Regions from separate parts of the Homo sapiens genome. Here region 2 is linked to region 1. Evidence: chromatin contacts called from ENCODE Hi-C or POLR2A ChIA-PET data. All regions are on one chromosome and are shown on one strand. The core of a region is the stretch at or near the end of the contact, and the rest is flanking DNA. Distances in the headings are between cores, read along the strand shown.

Region 1 (6,156 bases), core at 1,535-4,034:
GTAGCTGATGAGAAACATCTGAATGGAGGAAGCCAGGACAAACAGAAATCACTAAGTTTCCCACTGCAGTGGGCTGGAGTGGCTTCCCCAAGACTTCTAGTTGTGCGCATTTACCTTTCTATCATGAAGAAGACTCATGCTACTTCTTGGAAACCTATACAGTTCACAATGACAGACCCTGACCTCACGAACTCCGCTTTCTCTCCAGTCCCCAAGCCCTTCCGCCCCCCAGTCTGCAGGTGATTCTTTGGCTTTGTTGCTGTGTTTGATACATTTTGATAGCAGACGGGTCAGAGGTAGATTTTGGTCACATTGTATGGTGTCTCCTTTTCTCCAGAATTTGAGAACATCAGGAAGCCTCACCCACTGCCCAGATATGTCCTTACAACCCCCAATTAAAAGCCCAAGATACCTCCCAAATGTAGTTAAGGAATTTGGGGTGTGCTCCTGCAGTTTCCTCAGGGACACATACCCAAAGCCAAGCAAGTGGTGGCCTTATTCATTGTGACATGTCTCAGATGATGTTATAATAATGGAGCGTGCTTGGCCGACTAGAGCTCATAAGGAAAAGAGTTCAATCCAAAACCGGGACAGTGGTTACCTAGCACATTTCGAGGGAGAGAACACTCCAATTCCGACTAATACATGCTCTTGGATCCTAGACCACTTTGTCTTCAGAGTGGAAAATCGGAATACTCTCACGAGATACTAACTTTAGGCCAGGTGCAGTGAGTGGCTCATGCACTTTGGGAGGCTGAGGTGGGAGGATAGCTTTAGCCCAGGAATTCGAGACCAGCCTGGGCAACATAGTAAAACCACATCTCTACAAAAATTAAAAAACTTAGCTAGATGTGGTGGCATGCACCTGTAGGCCCAGCTACTTGAGAGGCTGAGGCAAGAGGATTGCTTGAGCCCAGGAGGTGGAGGCTGCAGTGAGCCAGGATTGTGCCACTGCACTCCAGCCTGGGTGAAAGAGTAAGACCCTGTCTCAAAAATTGTAAAAAAGAGACATATCAACCAATAGATAAACATTGATTCAGCAGTGTCCGGCTTCCTTCCCCTGCCTGCATATCCACCACTCAGCCTTCTCAATGTTAATGCAGAGCAGCTGGCCAGCTGCAATTACCTGAGCAGACTGTGGCATTCAACACCCGGACATGGTGCTTTATCAGCCGGACACTTGACGTTTAGCTGGCACAAATCTGGGTAAATGCCAAATTGAGATCTGGCATCTGCAAAGCTTTGGCCCAGGACTGAGACTGAAGGTGATTGATGGTTCTGTAATTGTATAGTTAGGAAACCCTGAGTTTAGGAACATGAGTGACGCGTCCAGAAACAATTAAACCATTGGTCAGGGAGTTGCCCTGCTTCTTGCGTTCTTTGAAGAATAACTTAGCTATGTGTTACTCTGAGCATAAACATTACACTGACCTTGATCCAGGAATTTAAACAGTGTCATGTAATGTAAACACTACAAATACCTTCTTGCTGAAATCGTCTGTTTTCAGGATGGGTTAGGGTTTCTTCTCTTCAAAAGTACTTTGGGGCACTGGATTTAAAATTCACAGTCAGATCTGCATTTTTCTCCCATTTACATTGCGTGGCCTTCAAGCATTCTCACCAGCTTCTAAGGTTGAGGGAGCCCTCTACTGATGGCACGGCTGTAATTTCACAGCACATAGCAAGGAAAACTGGATGACGTCTAAAGAACTCCTGGATCTGAGAACGGTAACCAGTCTCGAAACCTAGAGCAGACAGAGCTCTGTTTCTAGAGCCTATGAAAAGCCAGGCTCTAGAAACATCCTTGGTTTCCTCAAACTATCCACATTATTTCAGGTTTTATACTTTCAGGCAATAGAAGAAAGAAAGGTCTGAAAGGAAAGTCGTGTTCTATGTATTGAAAGCCTACATATTTCTGTGTGCACATGCACACGCATGCCCCTATACACATGTGCATGCACATGCACACACACACGTATGCGTGCACTTCTGCTTTTACAAATATACACACGCCTACACATACACTTACATACTCTGCAATTGCAGCATCATGGCCCGCTATAGGAAGACTTTGCTCTGTGTGTGCGTGTCCTGGAGGAAAGGCGTGGGAGGTACATAAGTATACATAGAATTCCAGAATTGTGGGACTGGATGGAACATTCACCCTTTGTGGCATGTTCAGAGGACAACTCTGACGAGGCCACAGCTTGAGAAAAGAATTCTCCCCAGCGGCTGTGGCCTTGATGCTGGAGGTTAACAGCTTAACACCAGGGTGTGGTACCCAATTCTGAACTCAGGAAATTAATGACGATAAGGGTGGGCTGCCTGCCAAGGCCCGCGGTGTGAATCCCAAGAGAAGCACCTTCTATTTTGAGACCTCCTCCAACCACGGCATGCTGTCCTCTGCTCTCATGCACGTCCCACCTCTCTGTCTGTGTGCTGCTTTCTTCGACTCTTTTATTCCTAAACTTTCCTGGGTTTCCAACCCATGGACAGTGAGAGCAACTTATTTCCTTGCCCATTGATTCATCAAAAAGAATAATCATGTGGTATTAGGAATCAAATACCTGACACAGATGTCAATAGGAAGATGTCAATGGTATAACTCTTCCCTTGCCAAGAACATCAAAGGGAAGAGAGGGGAAATGGCAAACAGAGGATCAAACTAAGGCTGGACAAAAGGAGATAAAAGCACAATAATGTTCTCTTCCTTGAGAGGGCTCCCCTGGAAAGGAAAAGTGAAAGCACAGTCTCGCACCACATCATATAACCGACGCTACCAGGTAACCGCACACGCCAAAGGAGCCAGCCCTGGAAAATCAAAAGATCAAAAGACACCACTCCTCTGCTCAAAAACCTTCAGTGACTCCCGTTGCCCGTAGAAAATCTACAGTCTTTAAGAGGACATTCAAGGTTCTTTGCTTTTCCTGCCACAGTTCCTACCCACCCCCAACACGTGTAGCTCACTCTCATGTTAGCCCGTAGACCACTGTCACCTCATGGCTTTCCTGCTACTGTTCCTTTCTTCTCTGTGTGTGTGGGGCCTACCCATCCTTCAAGAGTCAGCTCAGATGTCACCCTCTGCATGAAGCTTTCTCCAGCTCTCCCAGGCAGAATGTATTTCTCTATCTCCTGTGTACCCAGAGGATTTTGTTTATGCCTTCCGCCCCCACCACCATAACACTTACGGACAGCCTTCATAGTTGGGTCTCCTCTACGTTTATACATTGTGGTCAAGCCCACATCTTACTCACGTTTGCATCTCTCTTGAGTTCCCACCCCGACCATGTCACTCCATGCCCACCACTGATCCTTCTCTCCTCATTCCGCATCCTCATTCTTTCTGCCAGGGACCTACCATAGCATCTCCCATACAATCAATTCTTAATATTGTACATTGCCTGTTCCATGAAACTAAATTAACACCTAAGATTAGGGGAAAATATAGTTCACTCCAAAGACAGAAAAAAGGTAAGTGAGATATTGTGTCAGATCCTAAGTAATACAAAGTCTCCAGCATGGGCAACATAGGGAGATCCCATCTCTACAAAATAAAAACATTTTTTTAAAACCTAGCCAGGTGTGATGGTAAGCACCCATGGTTCCAGCTACTCAGGAGGCTGAGGTAGGAGGATTGCTTGAGCCCCAGGAGATTGAGGCTGCAGTGAGCCATGATGGTGGCACTGCACTCCAGCCTAGGTAACAGTGCGATACCCTGTCTTAAAAAAACAGAAAAGGCCGAGTGAGGTGGCTCATGCCTGTAACCCCAGCACTTTGGGAGGCTGAGGCAGGTGGATCACGAGGTCAGGAGTTCGAGACCAGCCTGGCCAACATAGTGAAACCCTATCTCTACTGAAAATACAAAAAAATTAGGCAGGCGTGGTCACAGGCACCTGTAATCCCAGCCACTTGGGAGGTTGAGGCAGGAGAATCGCATGAATGCTGGAGGCGGAGGTTGCAGTGAGTGGAGATCGCACCACTGCACTCCAGCCCAAGCGACAGAGTGAGACTCCATCTCAAGAAAAAAAAAAAAAGAAATAAAGAAAGAACTCTCATTTGTCAGTTCCAACATGGCTCGTCTAAAAGCTTCTCAAGGCTGGGTGCGGTGGCTCAAGCCTGTAATCCCAGCACTTTGGGAGGCCGAGGTGGGTGGATCACCTGAGGTCAGAGGTTCGTGACCAGCCTGACCAACATGGTGAAACCCCGTCTCTACTAAAAATACAAAAATGAGCCAGGCATGGTGGTGCACCTGTAGTCCCAGCTACTCAGGAGGCTGAGGCAAGAGAATCACTTGAACCCAGGAGGCAAAGGTTGCAGTGAGCCGAGATCGTGCCACTGCACTCCAGCCTGGGCAACAAGAGCGAAACTCCATCTCAAAAAAATAAATAAATAAAGTAAAAGCTTTTCAAGGTTTTGAATCCCTCCCCGTTTCAGGGCCCTGCCTTCTACAGGTGACCATGGCGCACTGAGACCAACTTTCAACTTTTGAGCAACTGTGAATTAAAGACCTCCCCTTCCTCAAGACACTTTAGTGTGGTCTGCTAGAAATTTGTCATAAACACTATCCAAATATGCTAGGAGCAGGAGATGAGTGACACCTCCTGGGGTTGTACAATGAACAGCCCTAAGTGGCCTTAAGAATACTAAGTTGAACACAACCAGTCAGTGTTTGTCCTTCAAGGTGGGCACCACCGTGGTGCACGGACCTTGGAGTGTGAGAAATCTGAGTTAACATCTTGGATAACCATCCTAACCATTAGCTTCCAGGCCTCTAAAATGTAGCTCATCAAAAAACCTCTTCACAGGGTTACTTTTAGGATTACACAAGATTTTAAATATCGAGTGCTTAAGGACTCACAACAAATGTTCAGTCAGTGAAAGCCACTATTATTACAGCAATGCTCCTAAAATTCAATACATTTCTGAAAGGCATCTTTCCAAATTACCGTCAAAGCCCTTTTATAAGCCACATGCAAAAATCATGGGTTTTCTGTGTGTGTGTGTGTGTGTGTGTGTGTGTTTCTTGCTTTTTTTAAGACAGAGTGTCACTTTGTCGCCCAGGCTGGAGTGCAGTGGCGCCATCTCGGCTCACTGCAAACTCAGCCTCCCGGGTCCAAGCGATTCTCCCTTCTCAGCCTTCAGAGTAGCTGGGATTACAGGCATACACCACCACATCTGGCTAATTTTGTATTTTTAGTAGAGATGGGGTTTCACCACGTTGGTCAGGCTGGTCTCAAACTCCTGACCTCAAGTTATCTGCCCGCCTCAGCCTCCCAAAGTGCTGGGATTACAGGCATGAGCCACTGTGCCTGGTTTATTGCTTTTGCTAAAATGATATTATTGTATCTGAGTCTCCATTTTATTAATCAGATATAGCTAAAATGATATTTAGATGTTTATAAAAGTCAAATTTGTTGTTTTAAAAAAAAGGTTTGCAGCCACTGACTATATGTTTCAGTTACTTAAAGAATTCCAAAGGCATTGGTCAAAACCAAAATTTTTTATAAAAAGCATTCACATCTTATACAAATATCCCAGGTATGCCAGGCATGGCGGCTCACGCCTGTAATCCCAACACTCTGGGCAGCCAACGGGGGGTGGATTGCTTGAGCCCAGGAGTTCAAGACCAGCCTAGGCAACACAGCAAAACCTGGTCTCTGCAAAAAATACAAAAAAAATAGCCAGACATAGTGGCAAATGCTTGTAGTCCCAGCTACATGGGAGGCTTAGGTAGGAGGATCTCTTGAGCATGGGAGGTCAAGGCTGCAGTGAGCTGAGATCACACCATTGTACTCCAGCCTGGGTGACAGAGTGAGACCCTGTATTTAAAAAATAATAATAAATAAATATATATATCTCCCAGGCATTCTCCACAATATCTAGCAGAAAGTTAGACACAGTTGTTCCTTCCTTAATACAAATTATCAACTACATATTGAGGGATGATAATTGTAAAAATCAGGTCTTCTGAGTTCATAGCATAGAATCCAAGAAACCTACAGTTTTGGAAGTAACCCAACCTGTAAGGTCAGTTAAACTGACATTCTGGATGGCTCCAGGGGATGTCAGGAGAGTAACATTCTCTGGGTTCCCTTCTGGACCTGAGAATAACTTTAATTACTACTTCATATTCCAGTGTTCCAGTGCTTAGCCAGA
Region 2 (6,282 bases), core at 19-2,518, 48 kb after region 1:
ATCTCCAGACTGGTCCTTCAGAAATAGATTTTTTAACCTCAGCAAGACCCTCTGTGAGGTTTGGGAATCTTTCATGTGCTGCTTTTATCATTCCCGACAACTGCTCTTGCAAATGTGCAACATTTTCTTCAAGCCATGGCCAACCAGCAGCTAACTTTGCTTCCTATTTCAATACTGAGAGTATCAGGTGGCTTCACCACCAAGTTACTGCCTCCATGTGTGACTTGACTAGAACTTGGTCTTTTATCTCACACAAAAATGTCTGAGTATATGCCATGTGCCAGGCAGTGTACTAGGCCCTGGGGCTACGTCAGTGAACAAAAGAAACACATTTCTGCCCTAGATAGTTTACATTCTACTAGGAAGAGAAAAACAACGAAAAGCATAACTGAGTAAATTGTATCTTACAAAGTAATAAGTACAATAAAGAAAAGTAAAGTGCTGCCAGGCATGGTGGCTCATGCCTGTAATCCCAGCACGTTAGGAGGCCAAGGTGGGTGGATCACCTGAGGTCAGGAGTTCAAGACCAGCCTGGTCAACATGGCAAAACCCCGTCTCTACTAAAAATACAAAAAATTAGCCAGGCGTGGTGGTGGGCACCTGTAATTCCAGCTACTCGGGAGGCTGAGGCAGGGAGAATTGCTTGAACCCAGGAGATGGACGTTGCAGTGAGCCGAGATTGCGCCACTGCACTCCAGCCTCGACGACAGAGTGAGACTCCATCTCAAAAAAAAAAAAAAGAGAGAGAGAGAAAAGAAAAGTAAAGTGCTGGCAGGATTATAATTTTAATAGGGTCATCAGGAAAGATCTCAATGAAAAGGTGGCACCTGAATAAAGAGGGCAAGGGAGTGAGGAAACAGTAATTGCGTGGCCCTGGTGAAAAAGTGCTTGGAATGTTTGATAAAAGCAACGAGGCCAGGATGGCTGAGAAAATATGAGTGAGGTAGAGAGCTATAGGAGGTAAGGTCAGAGAACCAATGAAAGACCTGATTGTATAGGGCCTTGCAGTCCATTTCCAGGATGTTGACTTTCACTATGAGTGAGATGGAGAGCCTTTGGAGAGTTTTCAGTAGAGGACTATGAAATGTGATATGCCAAATAGCATTACTCTGGTTCACAGCTCTAAAATGGAGCAGGGAAGCCATTCTAAGGATGACCTGCATGATCTGCAACCTTGAAAAACAAAAAACAGGACCTTGCCTTGAAACTTTCAACTAGGCCAAACCTCCATGACCACAACATCCTGGAAAGCAGCTGAAGTTTTCTAGCACTATGACTCCTAAACAACCACAACCAATGACTGTAGACTCATGTACTAAGCCAGCCACCTCCACCCACGATAATTCTTTCAAAAACAACTAGTGTAACCACTCTCAGCATCCTTTTAAAAATCCTTACTCTCCTTCCTCTCTTCAGAATATGATTTGGCCTTTAGCTGAATCTATGTCTCATGAATTGCAATTCCTACAACCCCAATAAATGCCTTGATTCCTTGCTCTGCAGTAAGGTCTTTCACCTCTTCTTGGTTGACATTAAATGGTGTCATAAGTGGGATGCAAGTGACTCTCTTCCTCTGTGTCCCAGTGCTGCTGTGGTTTCAAGCATGGTATTTGCAGGAACTCCTTGCGTTCCATTGCCTTCCTGACAGCCTCAAACCCTATTGGGGAGTCCTCTCATTTTCCTGAACCTCCCACCTTGGTTGAGGTTGAAGCCTTTATTGGGTAGCCTTTGTTGCCAGCTGTCAACAAAGAAAATCTTCCCTTTTTGGTGGGTATTCAGGAGCTCTTTTGCTTCTAATGGCATAGGTGCTAAGTTACCCCCCTTCTTAAACACCTGTTTGTTTTTTAGACAAACATTATGGTCATTCACCTTGTAAATTTCATTCTCAGTGGACCAATATCACTGAAAGTGATTTGGAATTACAATTGCCAACCTGAAGCTTTTTTAATCTCCAAAACTTGTTTTCCTTCTCAATTACAGGGCTAAAATGAAAGAATAAACAGCCTGAGTGGGAAGCCTACTTTAATTGGGTTTCTCAAGGTATCTAAAAGACTCCAGAGATCTAAACTAGTGTCCCTAAGAGATAACCATGCCAAAATAACTTTTAAAAATCTCTAAAATTAAAAAAAAAAAACTCAAGTTTCAAGTTTCTAGAATTTCTCACCTTCAGTGACCAACAGATACATCCTTTAAATTAGAAAGACTCTATACTTGAAAGGTTTTTAGAGGTCTCTCTTTCTAAACAATGCATTATTTGTATTTACGGGAGGATCAAATTGGAAAAAAAAGACACATGATCGTGTTATGGCTAGCCTTAGAAATCATCTTGACAAAATTAAAGAGCAAAAATTCTGACCTAAAACTAAGTTAAAATCCTTGTATGCTTTCAGAACAGGGTTATCTGAAGAAAAAAATCCTTGTATGCTCAAACTGCCTGCTTTGTTAGCCAGGTGTGGTGACACATGCTTGTAGTCCCAGCTACTCGGGAGGCTGAGGTGGGAGGATCAACTGAACCCAGGAGGGTGAGGCTGCAGTGAGCTGAGATCACACCACTGCACTCCGGCCAGGGTGTGAGATCCTGTCTCTAAAGTTTAAAAACAAAAACAAACAAACAAAAAACACTGCCTGCTTTGGATTTCCTGCAGGATTTATTTACAAAAAAAAAAAAAAAAGGCACCCACTCACTCTGTGGTCTATGGTTAGGATTTGGTGCTTTCACTGCCATGGCCCAGTTATGGTTTAATATTTATGTGACTCGTGACTTTTTGGGATACTCATTTGTTATTGACGCTTTTCCCTTCCATACAGCTTTTGATTTCCTGTCTTACTGACTGTTTTAATCTTTCATCTGAGATGCCCATAGAGAAGCTTTCCTTTTTTTAAGCTGTCTTTTGGGGGGGTAGTTCTGGGTCTTGTAAGGACTGCTTTGTACTTCTTTGGCAATACCTCATGCATCCTTCTTTAAGTTATAACCTTGGCTAAGGTTTTTGCTTTTGGTAAGTCACTTGGGAGGTACCTTTGTTAAAAACAATAGCAAAAAACAACTGGCTGCATACAGTGGCTCATTCCTGTAATTTCAGCACTTTGGGAGGTCAAGGCAGGAGGACTGCTTAAGCCCAGGAGTTTGAGACCAGCCTGGGCAACATGGCAAACCTTGTCTCTATAAATTAAAAAGATTAAAAAAAAAATTAGCCAGGCATAGCGGTGCACACCTATGTCCCAGCTACTCAGGAGGCTGAGGCGGGGGATTGCTTGAGCCCAAAAGGTCAAGGCTGCGGTGAGCTATGTTTGTGCCACTGCACTCCAGCCTGGGCAAACAGAGTTAGACCCTGTCTCAAAAAAAAAAAAAAGAAAAAAGAAAAAACAGGTCAAAAGCCAGAAATATTGGCTACTTATCCCTGCTGAAATCTGAAAATAAGAGATATGATAAGATTTTTTTTTAAAGAACTCTACAGTCAGAAATCAACCAAATTAAAAGCTGATATTCAGGCTGTTTTTGTGGGGTTTTTTTTCGAGGTCTTTCTGTTTTTCTCTTTTGGATTCTGTTTCTGGGAATTTTTTTTCAGTCAACTGAAATCCCTTTTTAATTGTGTTCGGTTCCTCTGTCGGCTTCCTTTCTTGTTGGCATGATTTTGCTTAAAAAAAAAAAAAAAGTAAAATTTCACTGGCCTTTCTGGAAAGCTTTAAATCTCCAAATTGGCTCCTTTAAGATTTGTTCTTCCATTTCCTTCCACTTCTACTGCTCCTTCTTTTTTGCTATTTTTGATTCCACATGAAGAGATCTAGGAGGAACTTCTAGTGGCCCTGAAACCCCTTGAGCCACACAGAAAAAGACACCACGCCTCCTTTTTGGGATTCTCAGTTTTCCTTACGGAGCCCCAGAGTTGTGGCGAGATCCTCTCGGGGCTAAAGCTCTGCTCTCTTTTACATTGACCTCTCTAATTCCTCTGGCTTTTGAGGGTACCAGGGATTCCTTTGCACTGTGAAAGAAAGACTGATCTTTGTGCAACGGCCAGTCATCACTAGCAAGGGCTGCAGTTTTGGAGGTGGCTGACAGTGGTTGTTTGCGGTGAATAGTTAATACTGCAGGGGGATACTCATTTCATTGCAAGTTTAGATAAGAAAAGTGAAGTTTGAATACTTGGAGGCTATGGGAACACCTGCCACGAAAGGATAAGACTCCTGGGCCAGGAGCAGTGGCTCCTGCCTGTAATTCCAGTGAGAAGTGACAGCGTGCTGGCAGCCCTCACAGCCCTCGCTCACTCTCCATGCCTCCTCTGCCTGGGCGCCCACTTTGGCGGCCCTTGAGGAGCCCTGCAGCCCGCCGCTGCACTGTGGGAGCCCCTTCCTGGGCTGGCCGAGGCCAGAGCCAGCCTCCTCAGCTTGCGGGGAGGTGTGGAGGGAGAGGCAGGGACAGGAACTGGGGCTGTGCGCGGCACTTGCGGGCCAGCGTGAGTTCCGGGTAGGCGTGGGCTCGGCGGGCCCTGCACTCGGAGCGGCCTGCAGGCCCTGCCGCCCCGGGCAGTGAGGGGCTTAGCACCTGGGCCAGCAGCTGCTGTGCCTGATTTCTCACCAGGCCGTAGCTGCCTCCCCACAGGGCAGGGCTCGGGACCTGCAGCCTGCCATGCCTGAACACCAACCCGGCCCCACCCCGCGTGGGCTCCTGCGCAGCCTGAGCCTCCCTGACCAGCGCCACCCCCTGCTCCACGGAGCCTGGTCCCATTGACCGCCCAAGGGCTGAGGAGTGCCGGCGCAGGACGCGCAGGACTGGCAGGCAGCTCCACAGGCGCCCCTGTGGGGGATCCACTGGGTGAAGCCAACTGGGCTCCTGAGTCTGGTGGGGACTTGGAGAACCTTTATGTCTAGCTAAGGGATTGTGAATACACCAATCGGCTCTCTGTGTCTAGCTCAAGGTTTGTGAATGCACCAATCAGCACTTTGTGTCTAGCTGATCTGGTGGGGACTTGGAGAACCTTTATGTCTAGCTAAGGGATTGTAAATACACCAATCAGCACTCTGTATCTAGCTCAAGGTTTGTAAACACACCAATCAGCACCCTGTGTCTAGCTCAGGGTTTGTAAATACACCAATCAACACTCTGTATCTAGCTAATCTAGTGGAGACATGGAGAACTTTTGTGTCTAGCTCAGGGATTGTAAATGCACCAATCAGCACCCTGTCAAAATGGACCAATCAGGTCTCTGTATAACAGACCAATCGGCTCTCTGTAAAATGGACCAATCAGCAGGATGTGGGTGGGGCCAGATAAGAGAATGAAAGCAGGCTGCCCAGTACTCTGGCAACCCGCTGGGTTCCCTTCCACATTGGGAAAGTTTTGTTCTTTCCTTCTTTGCAATAAATCTTGCTACTGCTTGCTTTTTGGGTTCATATTGCCTTTATAAGTTGTGACACTCATCGTGAAGGTCTGTAGCTTCGCTCCTGAAGCTAGGGAGACCATGAACCCACCAGAGGGAAGAAACTCTGAACACATCCAAACATCAGAAGGAACAAACTCCGAATGCGCCATTTCTAAGAACTGTAACACTCCCCCCAAGGGTCTGTGGCTTCATTCTTGAAGTTGGTGAGACCAAGAACCCACCAATTCCGGACACACCGGCACTTTAGGAGGCCGAGGCAGGCAGATACCTGATGAGGTCAGTAGTGCGGGACCAGCCTGGCCAACATGGTGAAACCCTGTCTCTACTAAAAATACAAAATATTAGCCGGGTGTGGTGGCAGGCACCTGTAATCACAGCTAGTCTGGAGGCTGAGGGAGGAGAATTGCTTGAACCCAGGAGGCAGAGGTTGCAGTGAGCTGAGGTCGTGCCATTGCACTCTAGCCTTGGCAACAAGCCTGTCTCAAAAAAAAAAAAAAAAAAGCTCCTGTGGGGACTGGGCTGATCCCAGAGTGGGCTGATGGGTGCTGGGTCAGTCACCCTTTAAGTGTAGGCGCACTGTGGAAGTGTACTGCCCCGTCTTGTGGTGTATCTCTCTTTTGGGGGGTCTGGGATCCAGTGTAAAATGTGATCCTTGATTTCTGAGGATCTAGTCGTTCAGTTTCCAGCTGTGTCTGCTTTTCACACATAAAATATTAGGCGTTGGAAACTGCAAATACTTTGTTGGTCCTGTTAATGGGCTTTGCCCTGAGCTCAGTATTCCAGTTAGAAAGTAAAGACTGAATTAGCCACATATGTAACTAGACTGGTTTACAAAATATTCCTTTCCGGCATCCAGTTTATTTTGAAAAGGTTTCTGAATGTTCTCTTAAGTTCATCTGTATGT

Evidence for each region. A loop is a pair of places that touch in the nucleus more often than their neighbours do. ChIA-PET counts read pairs that join two places held with the same protein, here RNA polymerase II (POLR2A). Pooled maps may share reads with other maps.
Region 2: a loop to region 1 is called in a pooled map, with 2.5 times the contacts of the local background. The contact joins two enhancer-like sites. A Hi-C loop is called at or near these places in 2 of 50 pooled maps. POLR2A ChIA-PET finds 5 or more read pairs at or near these places in 3 of 52 experiments (H1, activated CD4-positive, alpha-beta T cell and activated CD8-positive, alpha-beta memory T cell).

What each region holds. Positions count from the first base shown.
Region 1 is chr11:130,385,644-130,391,799 of GRCh38, reverse strand. All of the region lies in intron 2 of ZBTB44-DT (ZBTB44 divergent transcript), which reads right to left. Among named protein-coding and RNA genes, the nearest start is that of ADAMTS8, 40 kb to the left of the region's middle. Within about 2 kb of position 2,784, at least 10 of the 41 ENCODE cell types and tissues checked have a DNase peak (open chromatin) inside an H3K27ac peak, as active enhancers do.
Region 2 is chr11:130,335,862-130,342,143 of GRCh38, reverse strand. The region is part of intron 1 of ZBTB44-DT (ZBTB44 divergent transcript); the gene reads right to left. Among named protein-coding and RNA genes, the nearest start is that of ZBTB44-DT, 24 kb to the right of the region's middle. Within about 2 kb of position 1,268, at least 2 of the 41 ENCODE cell types and tissues checked have a DNase peak (open chromatin) inside an H3K27ac peak, as active enhancers do.